Regions from separate parts of the Homo sapiens genome. Here region 2 is linked to region 1. Evidence: chromatin contacts called from ENCODE Hi-C or POLR2A ChIA-PET data. All regions are on one chromosome and are shown on one strand. Each heading gives the region's core, a stretch centred on a gene start or an enhancer-like site at or near the end of the contact. The rest is flanking DNA. Distances are from core to core; before and after follow the strand shown.

Region 1 (5,374 bases), core at 2,321-4,820:
CGAGCGCCAGCGGGAACAGCGCATCGCGGACGCTGCAGGGAGTGTGGCCCCTCCGCAGGCGCGTGCACAGGCTCGCATTCTGGAGGGCAGCGCATCTCAGCCGTGCGCCCGGTCCTTGCCACCCCAAACTCCGGCAGCGAACAACGCGTCCTGGGGGCGGCCCCGCGGCTGCTCTTGGAGGCGGCGGAAAAGGCGCGTCCGCGGCTTGGGGGACGGAGGCGGGGTCGGGGGCGAAGGGAGGCGGCTCCTGGGGCCCAGAAAGCTGGCGAGGATGAGGAACCTCCCCCCACCTCCACTCCCAGCTCTCCGAACCGTGAAGACACTGCCCCGGCGCAAAGCGTCTCTAGCGGTCCTAGGCGCACCTGTTTCTGTAGAAAACGTGTTTTGTGCTCACGAGGCACACGAGGGAGGGCTTTGGGCACACAGCCCATTCATACGCTGGACACTGCATGTTTATTTTTGTGAAAAGAATACCTCCTTATTGCTAGACACCTGCAATCAATCCCTCCACCCTCAGAAGATCACTGTAAACATTTAGGGATCCACCCTTTGAAACTTTTCCGAGGCATGTGATGCACAGACACACACACATAATGGGAGTAAGCCATAGCATGTTCTTTTTTTTTTTTTTTTCTTTTTTTGAGAAGGAGTTTTATTCTGTTGCCCAGGCTGGAGTGCAGTGGTGCGATCTCAGCTCACTGCAACCTCCACCTCCCGGATTCAAGCGATTCTCCTGCCTCAGCCTCCTGAGTAGCTGGGATCACCGGCATGCACCACCACGCCCAGCTAATTTTTTTTTTTTTTTTTTGTATTTTTAGTAGAGACGGGGTTTCACCGTGCTGGCCAGGCTGGTAGCTGGGATCACAGGCATGCACCGCCACACCCAGCTAATTTTTTTTTTTTTTTTTTTGTATTTTTAGTAGAGACGGGGTTTCACCATGCTGGCCAGGCTGGTCTCGAACTCCTGACCTCAGGTGATCTGCCTGCCTCGGCCTCCCAGAGTGCTGGGATTACAGGCGTGAGCCATCGCGCCTGTCCAGCAACCACTTTTAAAACAAATCCTTAACCATGAACACACATTTTTAAGCATATGGTTTTACAGATGCTGGTGAAAATGGGGAGAAAAGGGAACTCTGATATGCTGTTGGGTAAACTAGCACAGCTGCTATGGAGAATAACATGGAGGTTCCTCAGAAAACTACAAGTAGAACTACTCACATGATCTAGCAATCCCATTACTTAAAATCTATCCAAAGGAAAGGAAATCATTATATCAAAGAGAAATCTGCACCCTCATGTTTATAGCTGCACTATTCAGAATAGCCAATATGGAATTGACCTATGTGTCCAACAATAGATGAATGAATAAGGAAAACGTGGTATATGTACACAATGGAATGCTATTTGGCCATAAAAAAAAATGAAATCCTGTCATTTGCAGCAACTTGGATGGAATTGGAGGATATTAAGTGAAATAAGCCAGGCACAGAAAGATAAACACCACATGTTCTCAGTCACATGTGGAACCTAGAAAAAGTTGATGTAATAGAAGTAAAAGGTAGAACAGAGGATGCTAGAGGCTGGGAAGGGGAGGGGAAGGTGGTGATAGGGAGGGATTTGTTAAAGGATTCAAGATTATAGCCAGATGGGAGGACTAAGTACTAGGGTTTCACACCACTGTAGGTTGACTACAGTTAACAATAATAGACCAGGCATGGTGGCTCATGCCTGTAATCCCAGCACTTTGGGAGGCCAAGGTGGGCAGATTGCTTGAGCTCAGGAGCTCGAGAACATGGTGAAACCCCCACTCTACTAAAATACAAAAAAATTGCCGGGCTTGGTGGTGTGTGCCTGTAATCCCAGCTATTTGGGAGGCTGAGGCAGGAAAACTGCTTGACCCAGGAGGTGGAGGTTGCAGTGAGCTGAGATGGTGCCACTGCACTCCAGCCTGGGTGACAGAGCAAGACTCCGTCACACACACACACAAAATAATAATAGTAATAATATATAGTTTCAAATAGCTAGAGGGAGGATTGAACCTTCCCAACACAAAGAAATGATAAATGTTTGAGATGATGGATATGCTAATTACCCTAATCTGAAATTATACATTGTATGTATGAAACATGACTGTGCACCCTATGAATATGTACAATTATTATTTGTTAATTAAAATAATACAACTTTAAAACACATGGTCTTAAACATTATCGTTTTTGCACACTCTGAAGCATATATTTTGCATCCTGACATCATGTCATAAGTGAAAAGATAAGAGACTTTCATTATTACTGCTCCAAATGCATGAATGCTCAATAACCTGTGATCTATTTTTCATAATTCACATTTATAAAAAGTAACTTTGGAACTTCAGTCATTGTCAGCTAGCAGACAGTTTTTCCTGCTCCACAATTAAATAAGTCAGTATTCTTGGAAGTATTGTACAAGTTGTTTGGGAGCTCCCTACACATTGCCACTGGATAAGAAGACCTGAAACCCAGCCATGTGTGATGGCTTACACATATAATCCCAGCATTTTGGGAGGCCGAGGCGGGCAGATCACCTGAGGTCAGGAGTTCGAGACCAGCATGGCCAACATGGTGAAACCCCGTCTTTACTAAAAATACAAAAATTAGCTGGACATGGTGGCATACACCTGTGGTCCCAGCTACTCAGTAGGCTGAGGCAGGAGAATCACTGGAACCTGGGGCGGGTAGGCTGCAGTGAGCCAAGATGGTGCCACTACACTCCAGCCTGGGTGACAGAGCGAAACTCTTTCTCAAAAACAAACAAACAAATAAAAACCCTGAAACTTGTCTTTCAGCAGAGGGATTTTAGTGAGTTAGTATCAAGGGGTCATCACTTCCTTTTCTTCTTGGATAGCTGACACAAGACAGGAAGACTAAGGGCTCTTTCTGATATCTGAAGATCCCTTTCAGGAAACCCATTCTGTTGTGTTTCTTAAGGTGTGATAAAGCTTGTCCAGCCTCCACACCGTATAAAGTTCTCCTTTATACACCCATGTATCAGCAGAGCTGCCCTGTAGGTAGGATTCTTACTCCCACGTGGCCAGTGAGTAGCAAGCAAGGCCCCAAGTAAGGTCTTTGGGTGCTGTCTGTTCTTTCATGAGAGTCACTTTGATATGAGAAAGGGGTTGGGGAAAGATGCCTGAGTCTGGGCGTGGGCTGGGAGGGAAGCACATTTAGGGTGCTGAAACCACATCTTATTTCGTGTGCCATTTTGCTCAGGGCCAGCCCGAAGTGAGAATGGCTTTTCTCGGTCAATTCCTAGTTTTGCCACCATCATCCTTACACCCGAATCCTAGTAAGTCTGTTCTCCACTGAACTGAGCTGAGTGCAGCTGACAGCAGGCACGGCGGTGCCCCATTTGCCACCCCAGGGAGGCCGAGCAGCGGAGAGTGTGTGGCCACGGCCCCTCCACTCTCCCAGCAAACCCACGGGGGCCTCGGTGCGGACAGAGACCCGGTGTGGGGAGGCCGCTGCCCCTGCACGCTGGGCCACGGGGGTTTGGGCGGGGAGGAGCTTGTACTGGGTGGGCGGGGAGGAGCCCGGACGGCGGGAGCGGCTGCGGCGCGCGGGCGCCCTCGGAGCCGCGTGCTGGGGGTCGTAGGGGCCCACCGCGCTCAGCCAGACGTTCAGACGCTCGGACAAGCATGGTCTATAACCCAGGAAAGGGGAGCAGGGCCACTCCCGCGGGCGGCCCCAGCGATGAACCGGACGCCCCCACCCTGCCGGGAAAAAAGCAGTGGCGGTCAGGCCGCGCTGTCTCTTTAAGATCGTGTTCCTACTAACACTGACGGTGAGTAACCTGGCCCTGGGTCCCGGGAGACATCCCGAGGTAGGATGGGCCCTTGGCCTCCTACGGATAGGCGGGTGAGAGTACAAATCTCTGGGCGTGGAATTTGGGGAAGTTATGAATGGGGGGAGGGTCGGGTTCCGATTTGAGCCAAAGCCCCCAGGTACCTTGTACATTTTAACAGGGCTCCTAGAGAGGGCGGGGAGACGAAGCAAGGCCAAGTTCCAAAGGGAGGATAGGCCCAGCTGGCTTCAGCGTCCACACGGCATAGTCCTTCATGAATGTTGGTAAGCGCGGTAGCTTGTGAATTAGGGTGAGTGGCAGAAGCTCGGGCTTCACGGGTGGGTGGGGAGGCAGTGGAACTGACCACTGCCGGCTGTCAGGTAGGCCTTGGGCACCTGGTTCTGCAGACAGTTTTCTGAACTAAGAAGTGAAGCTAGCCTGCCCACACACGGGGTATCCACTAGCCCCTTAGGAGCAGAGAGGGCACCGTAGCAAGCAGCTGGCGGCACTGTGCCTCTCTTGCGCTCCCTGGGCAGAGAGGGAGAGGCTGAGTGATGAGGCTCACTTCATACTGGGTGAGCAGAATGAAGACTGTGAAGTCACAGAGGAAGTGGAATGCTACAACTGGCTGCCGGGGCAGAGGAAAGGTGTCACCCAGGCAGGTTCAGGGCTTTCTGGCTATAAAAGGGAGCCTCTGGGATCAGCAGGTCATATCTGGTGCCCATGGTTGACTGAGGAGTCGGGTGAGGCCACCCTACCACAAGGGTCCCCCTCCCCATCCTACACAGGAATGAAAACAGTCCCATGTACACTTTCTGGAAGCCTAAATACCACCCACACCATGTGGAAGGAAAGCAGGAGAGAGACTGAGTGGCACATCCTTTCGCCCTCTTTTCTCTCGAACCTCCTCCCAGGCCGACCACCCTTGCTGTGTCCAAGCCAAGCTCTGTGGGCTTTCTGTTCCTCCTGAGTAGCTGATTTTCAGAATTTGGGGTACCAGGGCTCTGGGGAATGTGAGCTAGAGAGCAGATAAGTCTGGAAGATGACCACTGACTCCTACTCTCCTACTTCTCCAGATGCAGAGGCCTCCATGGCTGTGATAAGCCTGCTGTTCTTGGCAGTGATGTATGTTGTTCACCACCCTCTGATGGTCAGTGATCGGATGGACCTGGACACATTAGCCAGGAGTCGGCAGCTGGAGAAGCGAATGAGTGAGGAGATGCGCCTGCTAGAGATGGAGTTTGAAGAGAGAAAGCGAGCCGCTGAGCAGAGGCAGAAGGCAGAGAACTTCTGGACAGGAGACACATCCAGTGACCAGTTAGTGCTGGGGAAGAAAGACATGGGGTGGCCGTTCCAGGCCGATGGCCAGGAAGGGCCTCTGGGCTGGATGCTGGGAAACCTGTGGAACACTGGCCTCTTTTGCCTTTTTCTCGTCTTTGAGCTCCTGCGACAGAACATGCAGCATGAACCGGCCTTTGATTCCAGCAGTGAGGAGGAGGAGGAGGAAGTCCGTGTTGTCCCTGTCACCTCTTACAACTGGCTTACTGACTTCCCC
Region 2 (5,329 bases), core at 2,729-5,228, 2.1 Mb after region 1:
TTCAGGTTTTAAAGTTAATCTCATTCAGTTTCTCCTGTGGGACAACATTGGCCTTTCTCATTGGGGATTTGACTGTTGGGCCTTGTCCCTGGGTATGTCCCAGCCCAGACACTCAGGGCACTGGCCACCCTGCCTCAGCCCCTCTGGAGCAAAGAGAGTTTTAAGCAGTAGTGGATGTAACTCATTTAAAATAGGATTAGATCTAGCTGGGTTAGCTTAGTGGCATGCACCTGGTGAGGCTGTATTCTCTAGCTACTTGGGAGACCGAGGCAGGAGGATTGCATGAGCCCAGGAGTTTGATACCAGCCTGGTCGGTATAGTGAGACCAGCCTGTCTCAAACAAACAAACAAAAACAGGATTACATGAGCTATGACTAAATTCCAGGGCAGTAACTGCTGTGTCATTCTTTGGGAACTGGTCATCCCAGGATTTGATCAGTGTTTCATATCATAGGTTGGCTGTTTTGTAAACTATTAGGATTGTACCAGTGTTTGTCATGGGAACTAGCAGCCTGTGACGTAGACTGTGAACCTAACTTAATTGACTACTGTAATGAATACAAACAGTTGCTATTTTTACCTCAGAACGTAGATTTGTCTGCAAATTAAACATTTGAGACAATAAACAGGAGTTTGGTTTATTAAAGCTGTTTGAGCTTGCTACTTAGGCAGGCCTAGAAATAGGATTGGCTAGCTTTTTCTGATTATGTAGATGTTGACTATATTAGGGAGAAACTCTTATTTTTGTTTTATTTTATTTTAGAGACGGGGTCTCGCTCTGTTGCCCAGGCTATAGTGTAGTAGACAGCCATAGCTCGCTGCAGCCTCAAACTCTAGGGCTCAAGCAGTTCTCCCACCTCAGCCTCCCAATTAGCAAGGACTACAGGCATATGCCACTGTGCCCAGCTAATTAAACAAAAATTTTTTTTTTTTTTTTTTTTTGTTTAAATGAGGTCTTGTTATGTTGCCCAGGCTGGTCTGGAACTCCTGGCCTCAAATGATCCTCCTGCCTTAACCTCCGAAAGTGCTTGGATTGCAAGCATGAGCCATCACACCCTGCCTAACTTAACGTTTAAACAAGGCTTGAGCCTGGGCAAAATAGTGAAACTTCATCTTTACTAAAAATTAAAAAATTAGCTGGGCATGGTGGTGCACACACATCTGTAGTCCCAGCTGCTCAGGAGGCTGAGGCAGGAGGATAGCTTCAGCCCAGGAGTTCAAAGTTGCAGTGAGCTATGATTGTACCGCTGCACTCCAGTCTTGGTGACAGGGGCTTGCCTCTGCCTCAGAAAAAAAAAATCATCAAATAGCCCTTTCTCACCTTCTCTACCCTGGGAGTGGCTACGGATAGGCAGCAACTGAACACAACACGTTTCCTGGTACCCAAGATGAATCATTGCTGCCTGTGATGCCTGAGCCTAGTGATTATCTTCCAGATTGTTTTGCTAGCCAGTTCTTTCTCCATAAAAACATTCAGATTTTTTTTCCTCTTTGAGAGTGGAGTATTTTACTTGAGGGAGCTGACCACCGAACTTCATAGAAATGCCTTCCTGCCCCTTCATGGCTGTGCTGTTCTGTGTGTTTTTTGGGGCTTGCTTTCCCATTCTGCTGGTATCCTGGGTGAGACTCTGGCCCAATGAATGGGATGCTGCACATTTTTTTTCCAGGAGAAACAAAAGGTGTTGGGACCCCTAAGTATGCAGCATGTATGCAGAGAGTGAGGCATGGCCAGGGGGGATGTGGCTCTGATTTCCACATTGCATCTCCAGACCTTAAGCGGGTAGGCAGCATCGGCGGATCATGGCAGGGAGAGAAGTACAGCGGAGGCGAAGTTCTCAAAGCATGGCTGACTGTGGAAGGTGGCTCTCAGCACACTCTTTGTGGCCCGCTAACACCCGTCAGGATGGTAGCCACCACACGCCCAAAGGCACCCGAAGTGCTTGATTTTGACTGACTTTTACCACATTTGCCACCAGTGTGATTGGAGCATTCATGGAGCACAGAATATGACACCAAGTCAGGATTGCATAGTGCTCAGGCAGAGCTTTGTCCTTCGGAAATGCCGCTCACTCATGAGACAAGATGGATAGTTCAGGTCTGGACTGGCCCAGGAGTGGGAGTGACACTGAGTAGACCTCGGCCAGGGGCTTGCCCCTAAACCAGTGGTCCCTGCACCTGGGAAAATCAGCACTCTGATTGCCTCACCTGGTTTCCCGCCCACTCCTCCCTACCCTGGTTGAGTGGCCTAAGGGAGGGTAGAGTTCAGGGAGCTATTAGGAGGAAGGGGGTCGCTGCTGAGTAGCCAAAAGGAAAAACAACATGAAAGTAAGAAAGTCTACCAGGACACCCTGGAGGGCTGGCGTGCAGAGTGCTGAGGGGGACACCTGTGTCCGTGTTTGGGAGGCCCTCTTACCCTCTCCTCCTTGGTGTGCAACTGGTTAATAGTAATTCCTTGAGGGTCTGGAGAAGTTGCTCAAGTGTTAGATTCTACTTTACTGCATGCTACAGGGGCATTGTGTCCCACAATGGCATTCACAGTGTGAAGATTGCCAGAGTTCTCTATGGACACACCCTGCGAACATCATGGATCTGGGCTGTCATAAGACTTAAGCATCCTTCAGGGCAGGGACAATAGCTTGGTTTTCTTTGTAGGTCCAGAGTGCCCCACTGTGCCTGGCACAAAATAGGCATATAATCAATGTTTGTTGAGTGAACGAATGAATAAAGCTAGTCTGTCCTTGTCAAAGTAGCAAGAAAAGCCTCAGCCTCTCTTGGGAAGACAGCCTGCTTCCCTGAGGTCAAGTTGAGGTTCAGTCTAACTGAGGAGAAGGAGGGGAGACCAGAATCCACTGCACAGCTGCTGCCCCAGTAAGTTCTCAGGGAGAAACCAGAACTGTCAGTTTGCTGAGTCAAAGGCAGAAGCCTGTTCTCAGCAGTGACCTTTTTTATCCTTGGCACACAAGCCCTTTTGTCCAGGTGGCTGGAACCTAGGTCTGCTTCCACTTCTGGGTGAGAAGGTGCCACACCTTTGGGTTTGGTCATCGTGTGTGTGTGTGTGTGTGTGTGTGTGTGTGTATGTTTAAAATTAAAAGTAAAAATTTTCCCCATATACATGTACACATATATGCAAGTGTGGTATTATAGGTGCAAGGGTGCAGAGAAGCCTAGTAGGGTAGGGGCACCCAGGAAAGGTGGCCTCTTCCTCTTGTGGGTTTTGGGGAGCATCACAGGGCCTCAGGGAAGGGTGAGTTATGTGTCATGGAAGGGCAGTGGCTCAACCTGGGGGTCTTCAGAGATAAATGAGGAGGGACTGGGGCAATGCATCAGGAAGGAGGCTCAGGAGAGGCAGGGCCAGATCACCCGGGGGGCTCGAGCCCCTTCAGGCCTTTTGTAAAGTTTGGGAATTCATTCATCCCACACTGGAGGGTGTCAGACTTTTTTAAGACTCTTTCATTCTTTTTGTTTGTGTCATTACTTTAAGTGACAGAAGCAGTTCCATAGTCATTTTCATGGTTTGGGGAGACCCTTTCTTGGATCATAGTAATTCTTACAATAATGCCTGTGCTCTAACCACCAGTTTTAGGGGATTGTGGGCCGCGACTTGGCCTCCTTGTCTCCGCTCTGTGTTGGCTTTACAGTTGTGGATGCTGCGGCTCACCCAGCGCTGTGTGGCAGTGGGTCCTGCTGCAGGATGTCCACAATGCAGACCACAGGGCAGGGTGTCCCTGGCACCCATGGGGTCAGGGGTGAAGCTGTTATCTGTGAAATGACAGAAATGAAACCCAGCATTGGAGAAGAATCGTCTGCGCCCCCTCTAATCCACCTGTGAAACACTGTGCTGAAACACCATGAGGAAGAGGAAGCATTGGGGTGTAAAGAAACCCAGAAATGCTGGTTTCTAGAAATGGTATTAATTGTCTCAGGGGCTCTCCCTACAGTGTGAAATAGCTGGCTGGGCAGCTGCAGCCGGTTCCATCTTCTCCATAGCCACGCCCTTCCCGTGACCTCATGGGGTATCTGCACAGTGGGTGCAGTGCAAAAAGACACAGTCAAGCCTGTGAGCCAGTAGCTGGCGAGGGGGTGGTTTGGTAGTGAGAGATGATTACAGGGACGGGGGTTGGCTCATGGTTCTGCCACACCACCCTCCATCTCTAACTGGGACTCTGACTTGGAATATAGACTTCACTATGCCACATGATGTAGTGACATGGCAGAGGAGGCAAACAGAGTGGAAGGAGACAAGTCAGAGAAGAAGGAAGTGAAGGGCGGAGAGCAAGGGATGCTCATTGCCAAGGCCGTGGCAGTCACTGCCAGCAACAGGTGTGGGCCTAGCTTTGATTCTGTCACCTGCAGGGGTGCCTGCCCCAGAGCAGGGCTCCTTGAAATCTTCCATCCCCTTATTGGCTGTGCACTAATGTCTCTTGGAGAGACTTCTCAAAAACCTCCCTGTACTTAACTTGGTTTGACAAATTTGATAACATTTTATGTTTTAATAGGCAAACATTTTCATGGCTTAAAAATTGTAAAATATAGCAGGATATGTGGTAAAGCCTGTTTCCTACCCTATCCTCTAGCCATCCATGTCCCCTCCCTTAAGACACCAATGCCATGTGCTTGTTGGGTTTTTTTCTGAAGTTATGCTGTGTATATGCCAGCAGGCCTGCATGTGCAGACATGAGACAGTTTTCCACATCCCTGGTGCCATGCTGCGTGCTCGCTGTGTGCCTCTTCTGACGGTTTCACTGGCCCACAAGGAGTTTTGTGTTCCATTGTCCAGCTGCATGCTGGCCTGCTGCCAGGCTGTGCTGCAGATTCTTCAACCAGTGCTCTCTGGATGCCTGTTAGCTTCTTTCCAGCCTGTGCTTCACACTAATACGTTAGTTTTGTGAAGGAAGCTGCACCCCCCTTGCTCTGAGGTCTGGGCCTAGGCTCTGGCTGGATTGAGCATCATTCTAGCTGGAAAAAGAGGGTGGGGTTAGACGACGTGTTTAAGCTTCTGCCCGTTTATTTCAATTATGACCTGGCCTGTAGGGTTTTCTTTGGGAAATGGGCAGTTAATGGTTAGATACTATTTGTAAGGCACATGTCTCTAAAATATTACCTTCTAGTGGCCAGGCGTGGTGGCTCACGCCTATGATCCCAGCACTTTGGAAGGCCAAGGTGGGCGGATCATGAGGTCAGGACATCGAGACCATCCTGGCTAACACAGTGAAACCCCATCTCTACTAAAAATACAAAAAATTAGCTGGGCGTGGTGGCAGGCGCCTGTAGTCCTAGCTACTCAGGAGTCTGAGATAGGAGAATCGCTTGAACCCGGGAGGCAGAGGTT

The links. Hi-C counts contacts between places; a loop is a spot of excess contacts on that map. ChIA-PET counts read pairs that join two places held with the same protein, here RNA polymerase II (POLR2A). Pooled maps may share reads with other maps.
Region 2: a map with no recorded cell type shows a loop between it and region 1 (8-fold over the local background). The contact joins the enhancer-like site here to the promoter of ITPRIPL1 in region 1. A Hi-C loop is called at or near these places in 3 of 37 single-sample maps with no recorded cell type and 6 of 50 pooled maps. POLR2A ChIA-PET finds 5 or more read pairs at or near these places in 1 of 52 experiments (T-cell).

What each region holds. Positions count from the first base shown.
Region 1 is chr2:96,321,747-96,327,120 of GRCh38, forward strand. It overlaps ITPRIPL1 (ITPRIP like 1), which reads left to right and starts at 3,571. Exons shown (of 3, transcript NM_001008949.3): 1 at 3,571-3,819; 2 at 4,001-4,103; 3 at 4,896-5,374. The coding sequence starts at 4,094. RefSeq lists silencers at 139-398, 3,486-3,735 and an enhancer at 3,758-4,258.
Region 2 is chr2:98,457,058-98,462,386 of GRCh38, forward strand. The region is part of intron 1 of INPP4A (inositol polyphosphate-4-phosphatase type I A); the gene reads left to right. Among named protein-coding and RNA genes, the nearest start is that of INPP4A, 15 kb to the left of the region's middle. RefSeq lists an enhancer at 3,664-3,723. Within about 2 kb of position 3,979, at least 13 of the 41 ENCODE cell types and tissues checked have a DNase peak (open chromatin) inside an H3K27ac peak, as active enhancers do.